Regions from separate parts of the Homo sapiens genome. Here region 1 is linked to region 2. A link is a loop called in an ENCODE intact Hi-C map of the cell type or tissue named here. Cell type or tissue: dorsolateral prefrontal cortex. All regions are shown on one strand. Region 1 overlaps DLG2 (discs large MAGUK scaffold protein 2). Region 2 overlaps DLG2 (discs large MAGUK scaffold protein 2).

Region 1 (5,000 bases), 120 kb after region 2:
TAAAACCTGGACAACTGTTTCTTGAACTCTCTTCTAATTTATCTCAAATGTAATAAGTTATAATACAATGTAATTGCTATGACATATTTTATTTAAGGGTTAGAACCTCCTATTGCACTCTTTTTTATTTTGCTTATACTCAGTGTAATAGCCCTCTTTATAGAATCTGCTCTGTAAGTATCATGTTGCTGTCATTTTAAAATTATCTTAATAGCACACTCCAAAGGTTGCCACTAATATATTTCTCTACTCTAAATTACATATATATTACTATGCTAATATATTGTTTACATTTTAAAACATATGAAAATGGAAATAGAAATATAAATATCCATGTGATTAATATTAATAGAAATGCAAATGTTTTTCTCTTGTACCCAGTGGATTGCCCTAGGGTTCATATCATACTGTCCATTTTGGTGACCTCTGCTAGAGAAGAAATTTGAGTAAATCAAAACAATCACTCTTGCTTGCTCTCTTTCTTTATATGGAGTAAAAGGTTAAGAAATGAATTAATGATTAATGAAGGAAGAATAGAATCACAATGATGGAGCTTTGACTGTGTACCTTATAAACTAATATGATCTGGTGCTAAGATTCTGTACCAGCTTTTCATCCTTATATCCTGTGCCTGGCACAGAGTGGGTATCCAATAAATGTGTATTGTTGCTTGAATGACCTTCATTCTTATTGCTTTACTCTCTGACTCAACACAAATGTAAAATAGAATGCAACACAAATGCTTCATTCTTTCTATAAAATAGGGAATTTTGATTGCTTTTCCTTTGGTGTTCTGCGATCATTTTTTTAAAACTTAGCTTAATACCTCAACACTTATTAAGTGCCAACTATTTATATTGCATCAGCTAGGGGAATAGAGATGAATATGATCTAATCAGTTGCCCTTGAGAAGATCATTCTTGGAGGTGGGAAGAGGCACTGTAGGAATAAGTGTTTCACAATATAGGGATTGATAATTTCTACATAAAGAGCCCTGAACAGCAGCAGGATCAACAAAGCATGATGTCTGATTATGGCTGTTTGATTTCTATTCGTATGCTACTTTATATCATACAGAGTCTTTTCAACTTCATGGTATTATTCTTTTCTCATAAACACAAATCTACAAATAAGTATAATTCCCATTTTACATGTAAGAAAATGAATTCTTAGTAAATATGTTAACTGACTTAAATTCGTGAAACTAGGAATTAAAACCAGATCTGATCTGATTCTATGTTCAAAATTATTCTCCCTGTATCAAGTTGCCTTCGTTTCTAGAAACAGCAAGGTTTAACATATGAATATTATTTCTAGTAAATTTAAGTCTATTCATTGGCCTTGAGAAATTAACTTTCTTTTTTCCCATTCCGATTTTCATTACTCATGAGATGCTGCTGTGTGTGTCTCATAATGACACCACTGTACTTAGCTTCTGTTCTTTCTTAAAGTTTTTGTTCTTGCTCATTTAGAGTTAATTTTGCTCTATGACATACATATTCATTTCTGAAAAGATGAAAAACAAGAAAATATTTATTATCCAAAGATAACCATTACTAACATGCCTTTTATTTATTAATAGTTATTATTTTGAATACATTTTATTATAATAGTTAATTTCAGAGTACTATGGAGATTTTAATCCTTGGTTTATGCATATTTATTTTCATAGCATTGGCATTACTACATTGGATTGGTCTGCTTTTTAATTTATCTTACAACCTAATGATCAGCCACTTTGTTTCCTGTTTAAAAGTTAACTTTAGAGTTTTCTTACCAATGATTCTAGAGTTCCACATTTCCTTGTACTATGCCTTAGGTAACCTTAATGTCTGTAATCACCTCCCAGTTCATCCCACCATACTGATATTCCTGCAAGAACATGGAAAGGTCAGTATCTTGCCATCTCTATATTGCTCATTCCTCTTTATTATATTCTCATGCCCCCACACCTCCCACCTTTGTATTATTACATTTATGTTTGCTTACACACATTTGAATTCCCACAAAACTTGCCATGTCTCCTTGCAAGTCTCCTGGCACCTCTTTCTTCAGCTGGTTTGCCTTCCTTTGTCTGCATCATGTTCAAATTCAGTGCTCCCTCTTCTGTTTGAGAGAATGAGTCATCTCACCTCCAGCCTCTCTTTCTTGGCCTCAGTCCTCTTTCCTATTAGCAAACACACAGCCAGGCTGCACATATGTCCCCGTCTGTGTGGTGCACCCCACAGAGAGCACTTCAATCAAATTCACATGATTTTTTTCCTTGAAACCAGGCCAGTTGCTCAGTGTTCACCATTATAGGCAGATATTTGATGCAAATGAGAAAAAAAAGAATAAAAAAGACAATGACAAACAATGACAAGAGCAACTAGCCAATCAGTGTAATGTCCCTTCTCATTGCATACAATCAGCTCCAGCTGTAGGCCCTTTATCTTGAGAGTTCATAGGATAATGCACACACATAATTAACCCAAACAAACTCACTTTTGTGGAAAACATTTTGAAGACTTCAGCACAAAAGAGCACTTTTTGGTCCAAATCCGGTACTATTCTGAATTTTTAAAAAGACCACACAGAAGCTTCATCAGCAGCACCCTAATTAAACTCATCAGTTCACAGATGTTTATAAGAAAATGATCAGCGAAAATTTTCACCAAGAAATCCTGCTTACAGATGATGACAATAGTATTAGTGATAAGAGCTAACATTAAGAACTGTATTGTGCCTGTCACTTTATATAGGCCAACACATTTTAATCAATAGCCTTTTGAAGCAGTAACTGCTATCATTCCTGTTTTGCAGATGTCAAAACTAAAGCTTACAAGGTTAAACAAGTCTCCCCAAATCACACAGCTAGGAAGCACCAGGGTCTAAGCTTCAGTATGCGTGACTCAAAAGCATGTGCTTTTAATCACTACATTCTGTTGCCAGTATCATAATACCACCTGTTCTGTGACTGAAATCTAAGTAAATTTTTCAATATTTCAGTCACCAAATAGAAACTGAGTGAACTACCACTATTTTAAACCACTATTATTATTCTCCCCAGTATCCTCTTTCCCCATTTCTCACCACTACCTTTCCCTCAACTTCTGCTTTATGGTCTAAAAATTTTCCTCGTGGTCTGAAGACTCTGTTAGCAAAGTCACTCTATGAAAATGTTGTTGAAGGTAATATTTTCTGGATCATTTCACTGCCCACCTTAAAAATGGCAAAAGGTGCAATTTAATAAGCACTGACCACATTTCTCTTTCACTGATAATCTAATGAGCTGTGTAGTTTCCATACTCTGAGGAGAGAGACAATGAGCCCTTGTCAGAAACAGAGCTTTGCTGTCACTTATAATCTAATCCAGTTAGTTTCTAGCCTTTGGTTTTTATTTTTAATTATTATTGACTTCTCATTCCCCCTGTGTTATGCCACCAGATACTGTTTCTCTTCTGTTCTCTCAGTATAGATGTTTTTGTGGGCCATAGTCACAGTATTAAAAGCTGCCTTAGGCAATCTTTTTTTTTTTTAGAGGAAACACCCACTTTCATATACATTTTAAACCATAGAACATCACATGTAAATATTCATTATCGGCCAGGTGTGGTGGCTCACGCCTGTAATCCCAGCACTTTGAGAGGCTGAGGTGGGTGAATCACCTGAGGTCAGGAGTTTGAGACCAGCCTGGCCAACATGGTGAAACCCTGTGTCTGCTAAAAATACAAAATTAGCTGGCAGTGGTGGCATATGCCTGTAATCCCAGCTACTCGGGAGGCTGAGGCAGGAGAATTGCTTGAACCCGGGAGGCAGAGGTTGCAGTGAGCCAAGATCACGCCATGGCACTCCAGCCTGGGCAACAAGAGCAAAACTCCATCTCAAAAAAATAAAAAGAATAAAAAATAAATCATTATCTAAGCACAAGTGGTAATGGCCCTAAAATAAATGATTAATCAAATGTATAAGAAGGTTTTGAAGAGACAGTGAGATCAGTGAGATATGTTAAGCTGCTTTCCATTTTACTTATTTATTTTTTGACTGGTCAGTGTATTAGGATGATGCAGTATACTATTACCACTGGATTAAGCAGGAAATATAATGATTCCTCAAGCTTTTATAATACTTTGGAATTTATTCTACTTTTATATGTAAACTCGGAAAGAAACCCTGTTCTCCTAAAGGGAGAAAGAACAGGTGATATGAGCCCTAGCTTTTAATGAATCAACATACAAATATAATCTCATTTTCATCTCGTAAGGAGGCTTGTGATCCAATTGATGGCTTTGACAATTGGAGGCAGTGTGACCTCTTTGTTGCAAGTTAATCTCTTTAAAAAACAGTTTTTCTCATCTGTAAAATTTGCCTGATTAATAGTATCTACTTCCTGGAGCTCTTCTCATGATAAGTTATATGATTCATGTCAAAATATGTGACATAGGACTCCTAAAATATATGGCATGCAAGTATTAAATAAATGTTAGTTATTATTATTATCGTGTTATTTCTGTATTATTAAGGGCTGCCATTATCAACTATGTTCTCCATACCTGAAGTTCCTCTACATTCTCCCTCTCTGCATGAGTCTATTCTTCTATCCATTCATTCCACAAACAATTGTGTATTATTAATGTGGGTTTCATGAAAGCAAGGACCTTGTCTATCTGGAAGAAGTAGTATAGCTGAGTGGTTAACAGCATGGTTTCTGGAGCCAAACTGTCTAGCTTTGAATTCTGCCTCTGACACTTACCAGATCAATGACTTGGGGCAAGTTTCTTAACCTCTTGGAGACACACTTTTCTCATCTGTAAAATAAGGTAATTATAATAGCTACCTCATAAGTTATCGTGAAAGTTTGATTGTGTTAATATATGTAAAATACTTTAAAATAGTGCCTGGCATGTAATATGGGCTATATGTGTTTACTATGATTATTGATTATCATTTTTATTATTTATCATATCTCTAATATCTGGCCCAGAGTCTGACACATAACAGGTATGCAGTAAACATTTGAT
Region 2 (5,000 bases):
TTTGACTTTGATTTAATCAAAATGGAGATTATCCTGATTCAGACTGACCCATGTAATGAGACTTTTAAAAACAGAGAGATTCTCTTACTGGCATGGATGAAGCAAACTTCCATGTTGTTAAAGAACCTATGGGGGGCTGTGTAGTAAGGACCTGAAGGCATCCTTTACGTACTAAGTAAGTCCCCAGGCTACAGCTAGCAAGATAGAAGACATCAGACATACAGTCACAAGGAATTGATTTCTGCAGATTGCTACATGAGCTTATAAGAGAACCCCAAGTTCCCAAAATGAATACAGTCCAGCTGACACATCAGTGCATGCAGCCTCGTGATACCAAAGTAGAGGACTCCTCTGAGTCACGTCTAGATTCCTGACCTGCTGAAATTCTGAGATAATAAGTATATGTTGTCTTAAACTGATTAATTTGTGGTAAATTGTCATGTAACAACAAGAAACTAATATAGACATATAAATTCTGGACCCTAAAATTCCCTTAAACTGGGCTGCAGAGTAGCTTGCTGTTGCAGGTCTCCGGTAATACTGTCACACCCAAAACTTCAGAAACACTGATCAGGCCTCATGATTGGACTTGGGACTTTCTAATACCTAAAGGCAAGAGGCCAAAGCACAATCAATCAAAAGCAAGAGGTGGACCCACGCCAGTAAAAGGGAGGAATCTAGTCCCTCGGGTGGAGGGACAGCAGAGATGGAGACTGAGACCTGTTTTCCCTCTACTGGCTGGAGATGTGAATCTGAGCTGGAGTGAGGGAGACAGCCAGAAACTGCAGGGAAAATGTGAGATGAGGGCTAAGTCAAGAGGCAAGGCAAGAAGAGCACATGGCGGTTTAGATGAATTTCTCTGAACAGTGACCATTTTCTGATAGAACTTCTTTTTAAATAGAACTTTTCGGGTATGTGTGTTTATGGCCGTGATATTTGTCCTTTGTGTAATAAATATAAAATAAAGAAGAGTAGACAAAGACTAAGCAAAACACAGCACTTTCATTTTTGCACTACACAAAGCTAATCACTAGTAACATTTTTGTACATGTCTTTCTGATATTTTTTGCCTTTTAAACTTAGTTTAGATCATACTCTATATGATATTTAATTTTTGTTTAACTTCGCTTAACCTTAGTTCAGAGACCTTTCCCTGTATCAGTAAAAAAGCCTTTGCAAATAATTTAATTGCTATAAAGTAGCATATTTAGCCATTCACATTGTTTGGAATTTATTTTCAGTTTATGAGCATTTTAAATATATGGACATCTTTTGGAAAACATTATTAACCTTGTACCTCATTATTTCCTTAGTATATATTTCTACTATAGAATTTCTGAACCTGATAGAATGAACATTTTAAAACCTTTTGATGCATGTTACCAAATTTCTTTCCAGAAATATTCTACCAAATTTTACTTTTACCAACAATGTTGGAGAGGTCCTACTTTGCAATATGTTGTCAGTGTTGCATGTGGTTTCACATATGTAATTTTGGCATACACGTATGTCCAAGGCAAACAATGGTATATTTCCCTGCTTTGCTTTGCATTTACTTGATTAAGAGTAAGATGAAACTTTTAAAAAATGTTACTCGTCATTTGTGTTTTGTCTTCTAGAGTAGTCATTAAAATTTGATAGCATTATCTATCTTTTTTTTTTTTTTTTTTTTTTGAGATGAAATCTCACTCTTGTCACCCAGGCTGGAGTGCAATGGTGCGATCTTGGCTCACTGCAACCTCCGCCTCCTGGGTTCAAGCGATTCTCCTGCCTCAGCCTCGTGAGTAGCTGGGATTACAGGCGCCTGCTACCACGCCCAGCTAATTTTTGCATTTTTAGTAGAGACGGGGTTTCACCATGTTGGCCAGGCTGGTCTTGAACTCCTGACCTCAGGCAATCTACCTGCCTCGGCCTCCCAAAGTGCTAGGATTACAGGCGTGAGCCACCGCGCCTGGCCAGCGTTACCTATCTTTAAGCAGTATTTGAAAAGAACATTAGGTTTTCTTTCAGAGCAAAATAGATATACATCCATGATATGAAGAATGATTTTTATTTCTTCACTTGTATTTGAATTATAAAAATGCCCTCTGTGTAGTTTGAAGTCCTAGAATTGCCAGGGACCAATATTGATATGTCATCATGGGGAAGAGCTATCACATGACAGCCTCCACTTGGCAATGCAGCAATGACATTTTACACAAGAGTGCGTTTATTAAAGGCATCCACAGCACAAAAGCACCATGTAGAAACAGGCAGAAAAGATGGCTGCTTGCCAATTTCCTGACAAGTGACACAATTTAATCTCTTAGCCTTCAGCATAATCATTTCTACTCCCAGACAAGATATAAAAAAAAAGAAGTTTTCTTTTCTTTAAATCCATTGCTTCATTTATTACTTCTGTGTCTGTTTACAGGTAAGGTTGTCTTTGTCCTCATAAAAACCAAGACAACATACATGTTTATTTCAAACAAGAATAATGATTATACTGAGGTTTGACTGTACTGACAAAGTTGAGAGGTCAAGGACGAATGTTTCAAGAATGCAGTTCTTGTGTATAAACAACAACGTTGTCCTTTGGCTGTCCTTTGTCAATTCATTTTTTTGCTTTTTCATTAATGTATATCCACTAACTCAGTGATGATTTTAAAATAAGAACACGATGAGAAAGACAGAAGGGGAGGGGAGGAAAAGGAAACACAGAGAGGGGAGGAAAAGAAGGAAGAAAAATGATTGGTAATCATCACGAGATGAAGGCTTAGAAATGGAAAAGATAAAGCTCAGCTTGGTTTTTTTGTTTGTTTTTTGTTTTCTGTGCAAATGAGAAGCACCAAACAGAGGAAAGGGAGTAACTTCCAGGCATCACAGTCTGACACTTATTCCCAAGACCCACTTACCAATTGTTTAAGAAAATGAAAGATTTCTAGGAAGTGGAAATAGCATAAGAGATTGCTAAATTCTTAGAGTACCTCTCCATACTGAACTGTCATGAGTTTGGGTGATTGCAAATAAAAAAACCCCACAAGTCACAACATCCAACCTGTCAATTTCCACTGTACCCCAACTGATTGTTGCACTAAATGACTATGATCATGGTAAATGTTTTATTCAAAGGCAGAGACTTCTAGTGCTTCCAAATCCAAGTAAACATTTATTTCATCATTGTTTTGGGGGTCAAAGCAGGATACAAGCCCAGCTGTTGCTCTGAACAGGAAGACCTTCATGAGAAGGGAGACTTTATTACCTAGTATAAATGATACCAGCGCTCTCTTTAGAAAGATGTATGATGCAAATCTCAATGGACTCATTCTTAAGGATTATTTTTTCCATCTCTCCCAACAAAAGTGAAAAGTATTGAAGGGTAACAACCCTCTCTTTTGATTTTCTCTGTCCATAATATCAGCCCTAATTGTATTTATAGAGTACTTGGACAAGAAGAAAATCACCTAGCAAGTGGTTCTGTGGTGACTGGCAATCGACAAGTCCCCAACAATTTAGTATTATGTTACACAAGAAAATTTCTATACAAGAAGAATAATTTCAGCTGCACATCTGGTAGAACATCAGGCACCCACAAGTAGTCTTTCGCAGCTGGAGTTTTCCTATTTCTGTCAACTGCCATATATTCCAATAAAGGAAATCCACCTATGAGTTGACCGAAATATTAATAACTTTGTGGCAAACATGACTCGTTGGATTTTTGTTTTTTTTTTTTTCTCTAGCAAATTCTATCAAGACTTCTGGATATATACCTGCATAAGAATGTAATTGGCTCCCATCTCACACTGTAGACAAATATTAATTAAATGGGATCATAGACCTACATGTAAGAACTAGAACTATAAAAGTCTTAGAAGAAAATGTAGGAGTAAATCTTTATGATCTTGGTTTAGGAAGTGGTTTCTTTATATGACACAAAAAGCATGAGCAACAAAGAAAAAATAGATAACTTGGAGTTCGTCAATTAAAAACTTTGTGCTTTCAAAGGACACTATCAAGAAGTTAAAAGATAACCCACATAATGAGAGAAAATACTTGCAAATAATATACCTGATAAACGACTTGTATCCGGAATGTGTAATAAAACTCCTACAACTCAACAATAAGAAGATAACCCAATTTAAAAATGATCAATCATTTCGTATTATTTTCTATTGCTGCTGTAACACATTACTACAAACTTAGTGACTTAAAATAATGCGAATTTATTATCCTATAGTTCTGGACGTCAGAAGTCCAAAATCAGACTCACTGAGATAAACTTGGAATGTTGACAGGGGAACCCCAGAGACTATATGGGATAATTTGTTTCTTTTCCTTTTCCCAACTTCAAAAGGCCATCTGAATCACTTGGCTCATAACCCTTTTCTCCATCCAACCTTTACTTCCATCATCCTATCTCTTCATTGACTATGACTCTACTAACTCTTCTTTATAAGGACTCCTGTGATTATATTGGACACCCCAGGATAATCCAAGAAAGTCACCTCATCTCAAGATCCTTAACTGAATTACATCTGAAAGGTCTTTTGTGCCATATAAAGTAACATATTCACAGGTTCCAGGCATTGGGACATAAATTTCTTGAGGTGAGGGGCATTATTCAGCCTACCACAAATTTGAATATATATTTATTCAAATAAGATATGCAAATGGCCAATGAGCACATAAAAAGATGTCCAGCATCATTATTCATTGGTGAACAGCAAATCAAAAGTACAGGGAGATACCACTTTATACCCACAAGAATGGCTATAATAAAAAAGATGGACAGTATAAGTGTTGGCAAGGATGTAGAGAATCAGAACCCTCAGCATGCCTGGTGGGATTGTAAAATGGTGCAGCTACTTTAGAAAACAGTCTGGCAGTCCATCTAACAGCTAAAAATAGAATTGCCACACGACCAGTCATTCTACTCCTAGCATATACCCAAGAGAACTGAAAACATATGTCTACACAAAAACTTGTACACTAAGGTTCATAGCACCATTATGCATAACAGC

The links. A loop is a pair of places that touch in the nucleus more often than their neighbours do. Peaks named below come from ENCODE experiments on the same cell type or tissue, not always from the same donor. Only the 100,000 strongest peaks of a DNase experiment are listed, where the experiment ranks them.
Region 1: a loop joins it to region 2, with 2.3 times the contacts of the local background. A loop is called at or near these places in 3 of 110 quality-filtered maps.

The regions. Positions count from the first base shown.
Region 1 is chr11:83,968,456-83,973,455 of GRCh38, reverse strand. All of the region lies in intron 12 of DLG2 (discs large MAGUK scaffold protein 2), which reads left to right. Among named protein-coding and RNA genes, the nearest start is that of DLG2-AS2, 330 kb to the right of the region's middle. In dorsolateral prefrontal cortex, CTCF peaks have their summits at 1,912 and 2,120; no DNase peak of the experiment used is centred here; H3K4me3 peaks cover 1,721 bases; H3K27ac peaks cover 5,000 bases.
Region 2 is chr11:84,087,089-84,092,088 of GRCh38, reverse strand. The region is part of intron 10 of DLG2 (discs large MAGUK scaffold protein 2); the gene reads left to right. Among named protein-coding and RNA genes, the nearest start is that of DLG2-AS2, 450 kb to the right of the region's middle. In dorsolateral prefrontal cortex, a CTCF peak has its summit at 708 (motif pointing left); DNase peaks (open chromatin) are centred at 1,938 and 2,218; H3K4me3 peaks cover 392 bases; H3K27ac peaks cover 5,000 bases.